2 separate regions of the Homo sapiens genome follow, and region 1 is linked to region 2. The links are chromatin contacts, found by Hi-C or POLR2A ChIA-PET in ENCODE. All regions are on one chromosome and are shown on one strand. Each heading gives the region's core, a stretch centred on a gene start or an enhancer-like site at or near the end of the contact. The rest is flanking DNA. Distances are from core to core; before and after follow the strand shown. Region 1 overlaps STRN3 (striatin 3). Region 2 overlaps HEATR5A (HEAT repeat containing 5A).

Region 1 (4,019 bases), core at 434-2,933, 390 kb after region 2:
GAACTGGTGAGGTGTGCTCACAATGGGGTTTCCTCTAAAAGTTATTTTTCTACTTTCTTCTGTTAGCAAAGCAGTTGCCGCTACAGATAGAATGCATTTGGGCCATCCGCGGGTTACTGGGTTAAGGATTTTTGATAGGAAGGCTACGGGTTGTCAGTGTCCTCAGTGCTTTTGGGCTACGCCCTTGTTTACATTGACAGCGAGATGGTATTGGAGTGTTATAGGGTCACGGAGAAGACCTTCAATTATTAACTATAGGTTTTAAATTTACCCTGGCTCTTAAAGGAATAGGGTACACTGTTTTTCTCTTTACTACTACTATTTTTCTCTTTCTCTGTTTGACTTTGTCTCTTTCTCTCTCTCTGACTCTCTGTCTCTCTGCCTCTTTCCCCACCACCGCCTCTCTTTCCCCCCTCTCTGCCTCTCTTCCCCCCTCTCTCTGCCTCTCTTCCCCCCCACCCTGCCCCACCCTCTCTTTCCCCTCTGTGTCTCTCTGCCTCTAGGGTAGGGACCTGTGGGAGTGGAGCTACTCTAATACCCAAGAAGAAAGGAAAAGGTGGGGTGGGGGGTTGTGTCAGGTTCAACCCTTGAAATTAGCGGAAGGCTCAACCCCTTAACACCAGGGATGTCTCACCTTGTGTGTCCCGGAAGCCTCAACCCCTCAAACCAGGGGTGTCTCACCTTGCCTGTCCCGGAAGGCTCAATCCCTCAAACCAGGGGGTGTCTTGTCCTGCTTGTCCTGGGAGGTTGACCTGCTTCCCCCCTTTCCCCTTCTGAAGGTCCTTTGCACACTTCCCACTTGTGCTGTCATCTCTGGCTGCTCCCCTAAGGGAGAATTAGGCCCCTCTTAGTGTTGGCGTGCTGGTATAAATCCCATGGCAGGATTTGCTCTAAGCCATATGAGGTAGCTATGGAACCTTGGAGAGGACCCACTCACTCCGTCCAGCAGTAGGACTTGTCACCATCCACACAACACCGCAAGCAGGGTTGTTGATGATCATTCACGCACGCACACATTTAGCCCTCCAGAATTTGACCACAAAGGAAGTACTTTACCAGCTCCTGCGGCTTCTCCTTCCTTGGCCTGTGCACAGTCATCGCAGCAGTATGTGAGGATCCTTTAAGCTAGGTTGCTGGCCAGTCCCCCACTCTGCGTTGCTGAGAGCTCGGGTTATTCCTCGCACTGGGTAGGTCTTGATTTCTCATCCCTGAGGCTGCCACAATAGGGCAGGGTGCACCTCCTCACGAGAGAGAAACAGAGACTGTCCCTGGTGGGGAATGTAATCCTGGATGAGCCCCCACATTGTTATATGTAAAGTTTCGGTGCCACAAAAGAAATAGCACTCAGATATAAAATTTTCTTTTTAATTCTCAGCAAGGCAAGTTACTTCTGTATAGAAGGGTGCACCCTTACAGATGGAACAATGGTGAGCGCACACTTGGACAAGGGAGGGGAAGGGGTTCTTATCCCTGATGCACGTGACCCTTTGCTGCCGTGTTGTTCCCCTGTCGGCTAGGGTTAGACGCACAGGCTAAACTAATTCCGATTGGATGCACAGGCTAAACTAATTCCGATTGGCTAATTAAAAGAGAATGACAGGGTGAGTGCTTTGGCGGGGGTCAGGGCAGAGCAGGTAGCAGGTAATTGGAATGAGTTAGGGTGGAGCAGGTGATTGGAATGTAGAGTGGAGCAGGTGAGTCAGGGTGGAGTAGGTAATTGGAATGAGTCAGGGTGGAGTGGGTAATCGAAAAAGATTGCTTTATGAGGAAGTTAAGTTTAAAAGTAGAAGGCAAAGAGTGGAACATACTGACATATTATTTGAAAAGAAATTTAGAACTCATATCTAACATTCAGCATCCCAAAGCACTGGGATTACAGATGTCTGGCCCCATGCACTTTTGTTTGTTGTTTTTTTTTTTTTTTTTTTTTGAGATGGAGTTTCACTTTTGTCACCCAGGCTGGTACAAGCGATTCTCGTTCCTCAGATTCCTGAGTAGTTGAGATTACAGGCACCTGCCACTATGCCTGGCTAATTTTTTTAGTAGAGATGGGGTTTCATGATGTTGGCCAGGCTGGTCTTGAACTCCTGACCTCAGGTGATCCATCTGCCTCAGCCTCCCAAAGTGCTGGGATTACAGGCGTGAGCCATCGCTCCTGGCCTCTTTTTGTTTTTTTTTAGAGATGGGTCTTGCTGTGTTGCCCAGGCTGGTATTGAACTCCTGGCCTCAAGTGACGTTTCTGCCTTAGTCTCCTAAAGTGCTGGGATTACAGACATAAACCACTGCACCCCCATGCACTTAAGGAGCCAACCAGTCTACTAGGCAGGCAGAAGAAAGTAAATTAACTGGGGTAAATAGGACTCCTATATAACATCCAAAGCATGTGGGATTCTGCAGCAAACTGGGAGTACTTCTGGATTGGCCTGCTGTCTTCTTTAGAACTAATTTCATTATAACAGTTTAAGAAGGTGGATATTTTTACATAGTCAATTGTATTAGGTGACATATTTCTTTTCTGTTAATGTGACTCCTCTGAATGACCTAGTTCACTAGTGAACTAGTGACTAGTAATTTGGTCACCAAGCAAATCAAGCCTGCAAGAAAGGAAGTCAATACTCAAAATAGTGTGTTATCGTCTGAATTCCATCAAATAACATGTTTTCTGTGTGAACACTTAACCTCAATAATGACATGTCTAACTAGAGCAAGCTCCTGCAACAAGACAAAGACCAAGACAGCACCAAGACCAAGACTCTCTTTTTTTTTCTTTTTTTTTTTGAGAAGGGGCCTTGCCCTGTTGTGCACTGGCTGGAGTGCAGTGGTGCTATCTCGGCTCACTGCAACCTTCACCTCCGAGTTCAAGTGATTCTCCTGCCTCAGTCTCTGGAGTACTTGGGATTACAGGTGCGCGCCACCACAGCTGGCTAATTTTTGTATTTTTAGTAGAGATGGGGTTTCACCCTATTAGCCAAGCTGATCTCAAACTGCTGACCTCAGGTGATCCGCCCACCTCAGCCTCCCAAAGTGCTGGGATTACAGGTGTGAGCCACTGTGCCAAGCCTGCATCTCTTCTTCTAAGGCTTAGGTTTTGCCCATAATTCTCAGTGCATGGAATAGTTGACATCAACAGTCATTGTTCCCATCACAAAGCCTTGGGCTGCCACATGCATGTGGATCAGGTGAAGGGACATTTTAATATTTCTCCTGTTCTTCAATTTGTATATCCACTGCAACAATTGCTGCAAAACCTGCTATTCCAATGGGGGACAAATGGTGCCTCTTTAGCTTTTTGGATATGTTTGGATCCCTGATCATCATATGAAGAAAGAGAAACATCTGTGTTGGTTGGTATGGAAATTGCTAGAAGAATCTCTCAAGAGCAACAAAACCCTCATGATCCAACTGGCTTCAAATCCCAGCTCCCATGCCCTATCTTCTCTTGTGTGTAGTTTTTTGTTTTTTGTTTTTCTTTTTTAGACGGAGACTCACTCTATTGCCAGCTTACTGCAACCTCCACCTCCCAGGTTCAAGTGATTCTCATGCTTCACCCTCTCGTATAGCTGAGACTACAGATGCGCACCACCACACCTGCCTAATTTTTGTATTTTTACGAGAGATGGGGTTTCGCCATGTTGGCCAGGTTGATCTCGAACTCCTGACCTCAAGTGATCCGCCTGCCTCAGCCTCTCAAAGTGTTGGCATTACAGGCATGAGCCATCGCACCTGGCTCTTTTCTTGTTTTTTAATGTAAGCATTTATATCTATAAATTCCCCCCTGCGCATTGCTTACATTGCATCCTCTAAGTTTTGGTATGTCCTGTGTTTGTTTTCATTTGTTTCTGTTACCTAATTTTTCTTCTTTGAGTGTGTTGTTTAATTTCCATAAATTTGTGAATTTCCAGTTTTCTTTTGTTATTGATTTCTAACTTGATTTTTTTGTGGTCAGAGAAGAAACTTTGATATCTGTCTTTTTAAAGTTATTAAGACTTGTCTGAGCATGGTGGCTCATGCCTGTAATC
Region 2 (3,522 bases), core at 192-2,691:
TCAAAATCCACTATCCAGGAAATTCTTGTTACTATCTGAAAAACGAAATGGGAAGTGAATCTCTCTCATAGGCTATTGTGGCTAATAATAGTTTACAAATCACTGTCATCCGCACTGATTCATTCATTCATTTCCTCTCTCTCGACCAACAACCATGCATTTGACTAGATCATAGCTTTTATTATATCTTCTTATCCAGTTATATCTTCCAGAGGATACCAGTTAGACAATTTACCTTTATCTCTTTGGTGAAGACTTAGAAAAATATTTTAATTTCATCACCAACACCTCTCTGAAACAGGTCTTGGGATGATGTGCTTTCATTGCATAGAAAAGTGAATGAAATTTATATTGATTTTTACTAGCTTCAGTTTCAAAAGATAGTGTTTTTTCCAAATGTATTTGTAGCATTTCCTGTAATACTGTAACTATAAGGTTATGGTGATAAGAGAATATATGACTGAATTGTTAATGAATGAAGAGGAAAATTACAGTGGTTTGGAATATTCAAAGAAAGATTCATGGAGAGGATGAAATTTGAACTAGTCTGTAACTGCCTTTTTATAGAGCATATAATTACTTTAGAATAATTAATTTGGATTAATATACCAATAACTACTGTGGATGAAACAGGGCTGGCCTTTTAAGCAAAGGATTTAAATTAAGCCTGTTCTTAAATGGTTCCACTATCTTTGATGGGTCTAAGGTGGAAAAGCAAAAAAGAAAATATACTTTTTACAGCCTTTCCTCTTAAAAAAGTGATTTTACTATTCTAGAGAAGTTTTCTTTTCGGATTTATTGCCCAATTGCAGTTTCAGGAAGATCCTTTCTTACTAAGTTTAATGAATTTTTTAATGTGCTCATAGTTTTTGTATCCCCACCTAAGTTATAATAATAATAATGAATATTCAAGGAAGGGGAGATTTTGTTTGTTTTGATAAAAACATTGAGAACAGATAAAAGCAAACCCTATCATTCTGTTTGGATTCTAACAAATTTGGAACAAACAGGATTCTAACTATTTTGGAAAAAAAATAGTAGGTGACCAGGCACAGTAGTTTACACCTGTAACCAAGCACTTTGGGAGGCCAAGGCAGGCAAATTGCTTGAGCCCAACAGTTCAAGAGCAGCCTAGGCAACATGCAAAACTCCTTCTCTACAAAAATAAAAAAATTAGCTGTGCATGGTGGTGTGCAACTGTAGTCCCAGCTACTGAGGAGGCTGAGGTGGGAGGTTCGCTTGATACTGGGAGTTAGAGGTTGCAGTGAGCCAAGATCTCGCCACTGCACTCCAGCCTTAGCAACAGAGCAAGACACTGTCTCAAAAATATATTTATAAAGAAGTGGCCTGGCAAGATCCCAGATACAGAAAGTGGGTTATAAGCAGTTATCCACAGTCTCCAGTAGGTGTCGTTACAGAACCAGAAGATAGAAACTACATGAATAGGGAAGTTAAGTTTCTAATTTCCTGTTATGCCAGATATGATATTTATGTAAAATATCAGGCTGTTTGCTTTTTGGCCTTACATTTGAGTTCTAGAGAAGAAAGGTCTTAATTAAAGTATCTAAATTTAAACAGCAACCGAATATTTCAAGCCATTTTGTTGTTATTGTGGTTAGCCTTATGTTTAAACAGTTGTGTAACATGTGGTTGTCCTAAGGTTGGAAATAATACTTACGTAATATAAATTAATGCACAATTTATTAATGCATATGTAATTGTCTTTTAAATTAGTTGATTCTCTCTATTCTGACTGTAGGGTTCTAACGTAAAAATGTTTACCGGTTGGAAAGTCAAGATATTTTATACAGAAAAGAAATAATATTGATCTCAATCATGTATTGTTTGTGGTTACTTTTTTTTTCTTTGAGACAGCCCAGGCTGGAGTGCGGTGGCTCACTGCAACATCCGCCTCCTGGGTTTCAAGTGATTCTCCTGCCTCAGCCTCCCAAGTAGCTGGGATTACAGGCATGCACCCCCATGCCTGGCTAATTTTTGCATCTTTTAGTGGAGATGGGGTTTCATAATGTTGGCCAAGCTGGTCTCAATCTCCTGACCTCAGGTGATCCGCCCTCCTCGGCCTCCCAAAGTGCTGAGATTATAGGCATGAGCCACTATGCCCAGCCTGTGTGTGGTTACTTTATTTTTTGTTTTGTTTTGTTTTGAGACAGAGTTTTGCTCTGTCAACCAGGCTGGAGTGCAGTGGCACCATCTCGGCTCACTGCAACCTCCGCCTCCCAGGTTCAAGTGATTCTCCTGCCTCGGCCTCCCGAGTAGCTGGGACTACAGCACACGCCACCATGCCTGGCTAATTTTTATATTTTTAGTAGAGATGGGCTTTCGCCATGTTGGCCAGGCTGTTCTTGAACTCCTGACCTCAGGTGATCTGCCCCCGTCAGCCTCCCAAAGTCCTGGGATTACAGGTGTAAGCTACTGCTCCTGGCCTGCGTTTGTGGTTGCTTTTAAATAGATTTTCATCTAATTGCAAAGAATGAGTTGATTAATTCACCTGAGGATTGTTCCACCCCTGACTTGCACATTGGAATTATCCAGGCAAATTTTTAAGATACTGAAGATCCTGATTAGTATGGTATGCATACTATGGTGGTGGGCACTGAAAGTTTTTAAACTCCTTAGGTGATTGTGATAAATGGACTGCTTCAACAAATGATGTCACTTGGGAATGGATGGACAGAGAGGAAAAGCTTAAACAGTTATAATTCTCAGTAGTAAAAAATTTTGCCATTATATACCCTCTAAAAAGTATTATTTTGTTTTTGTTTGTGGTTACTGTTTTGTGTATACTGTGTGTACCCCCTGTCTAAAGGGTTTATAATGTAAAATGTATAATGTAAAATAAATCAACATTTTCAAATGTTACATCTTCACCCTTTATTCAGTTAACTGCACTTTTATTCCATCTAGACTCAAAACTTTTAGTACCTATCATTTCATTCCAAACTGATAATTATATGTTATAATTGATACTACTTATGAGTACTAATTCAGTATTACTAAAAATAACTCATCTCCATCTTCCTGAAGATCAGAATCTTTTGTTGAGATCTCTATAGGAATTGGTGTCATATATCTTGAATCCTTGATTAGTTAATAGTGTATTCAATCTCTTTCAGGATTGGGGGGCAGAAGATGAAGAAAAAGATTTTGAGCTCTGACAATCCTGTTTTGTAGTCTTTGGTCCATGAATGTGGTCAAGAAATAATTGTATAGGTCAACTTATAGTACAGTGCAACAAATTCTTAATCTCTAACCTTACGTATTTTTATAACTTCCAGTGCGATACAATTTCATGATAACAGATGTAGGATATGATCTAATAATGACGTTATAGGTTTTTAAACTTGGGAGCTTGATCATACAGTTATTCTTAATTCCCCATTGTTGTCACATTTACCCTCCGTAATCTTCCTGTAGGTTGCTTTGGACATAAATATGTTCTTAAAAAAAAAAAAATGCCGGCCAGGCGCAGTGGCTCACTCCTGTAATCCCAGCACTTTGGGA

Evidence for each region. Hi-C counts contacts between places; a loop is a spot of excess contacts on that map. ChIA-PET counts read pairs that join two places held with the same protein, here RNA polymerase II (POLR2A). Pooled maps may share reads with other maps.
Region 1: a loop to region 2 is called in a map with no recorded cell type, with 4 times the contacts of the local background. The contact joins two enhancer-like sites. A Hi-C loop is called at or near these places in 2 of 168 maps with a recorded cell type or tissue (GM12878 and prostate gland), 1 of 37 single-sample maps with no recorded cell type and 7 of 50 pooled maps. POLR2A ChIA-PET finds 5 or more read pairs at or near these places in 1 of 52 experiments (BJ).

What each region holds. Positions count from the first base shown.
Region 1 is chr14:30,963,680-30,967,698 of GRCh38, reverse strand. All of the region lies in intron 1 of STRN3 (striatin 3), which reads left to right. It also overlaps the pseudogene HIGD1AP17. Among named protein-coding and RNA genes, the nearest start is that of MIR624, 49 kb to the left of the region's middle. Within about 2 kb of position 1,683, at least 2 of the 41 ENCODE cell types and tissues checked have a DNase peak (open chromatin) inside an H3K27ac peak, as active enhancers do.
Region 2 is chr14:31,354,055-31,357,576 of GRCh38, reverse strand. The region is part of intron 16 of HEATR5A (HEAT repeat containing 5A); the gene reads left to right. Among named protein-coding and RNA genes, the nearest start is that of HEATR5A, 65 kb to the left of the region's middle. Within about 2 kb of position 1,441, at least 2 of the 41 ENCODE cell types and tissues checked have a DNase peak (open chromatin) inside an H3K27ac peak, as active enhancers do.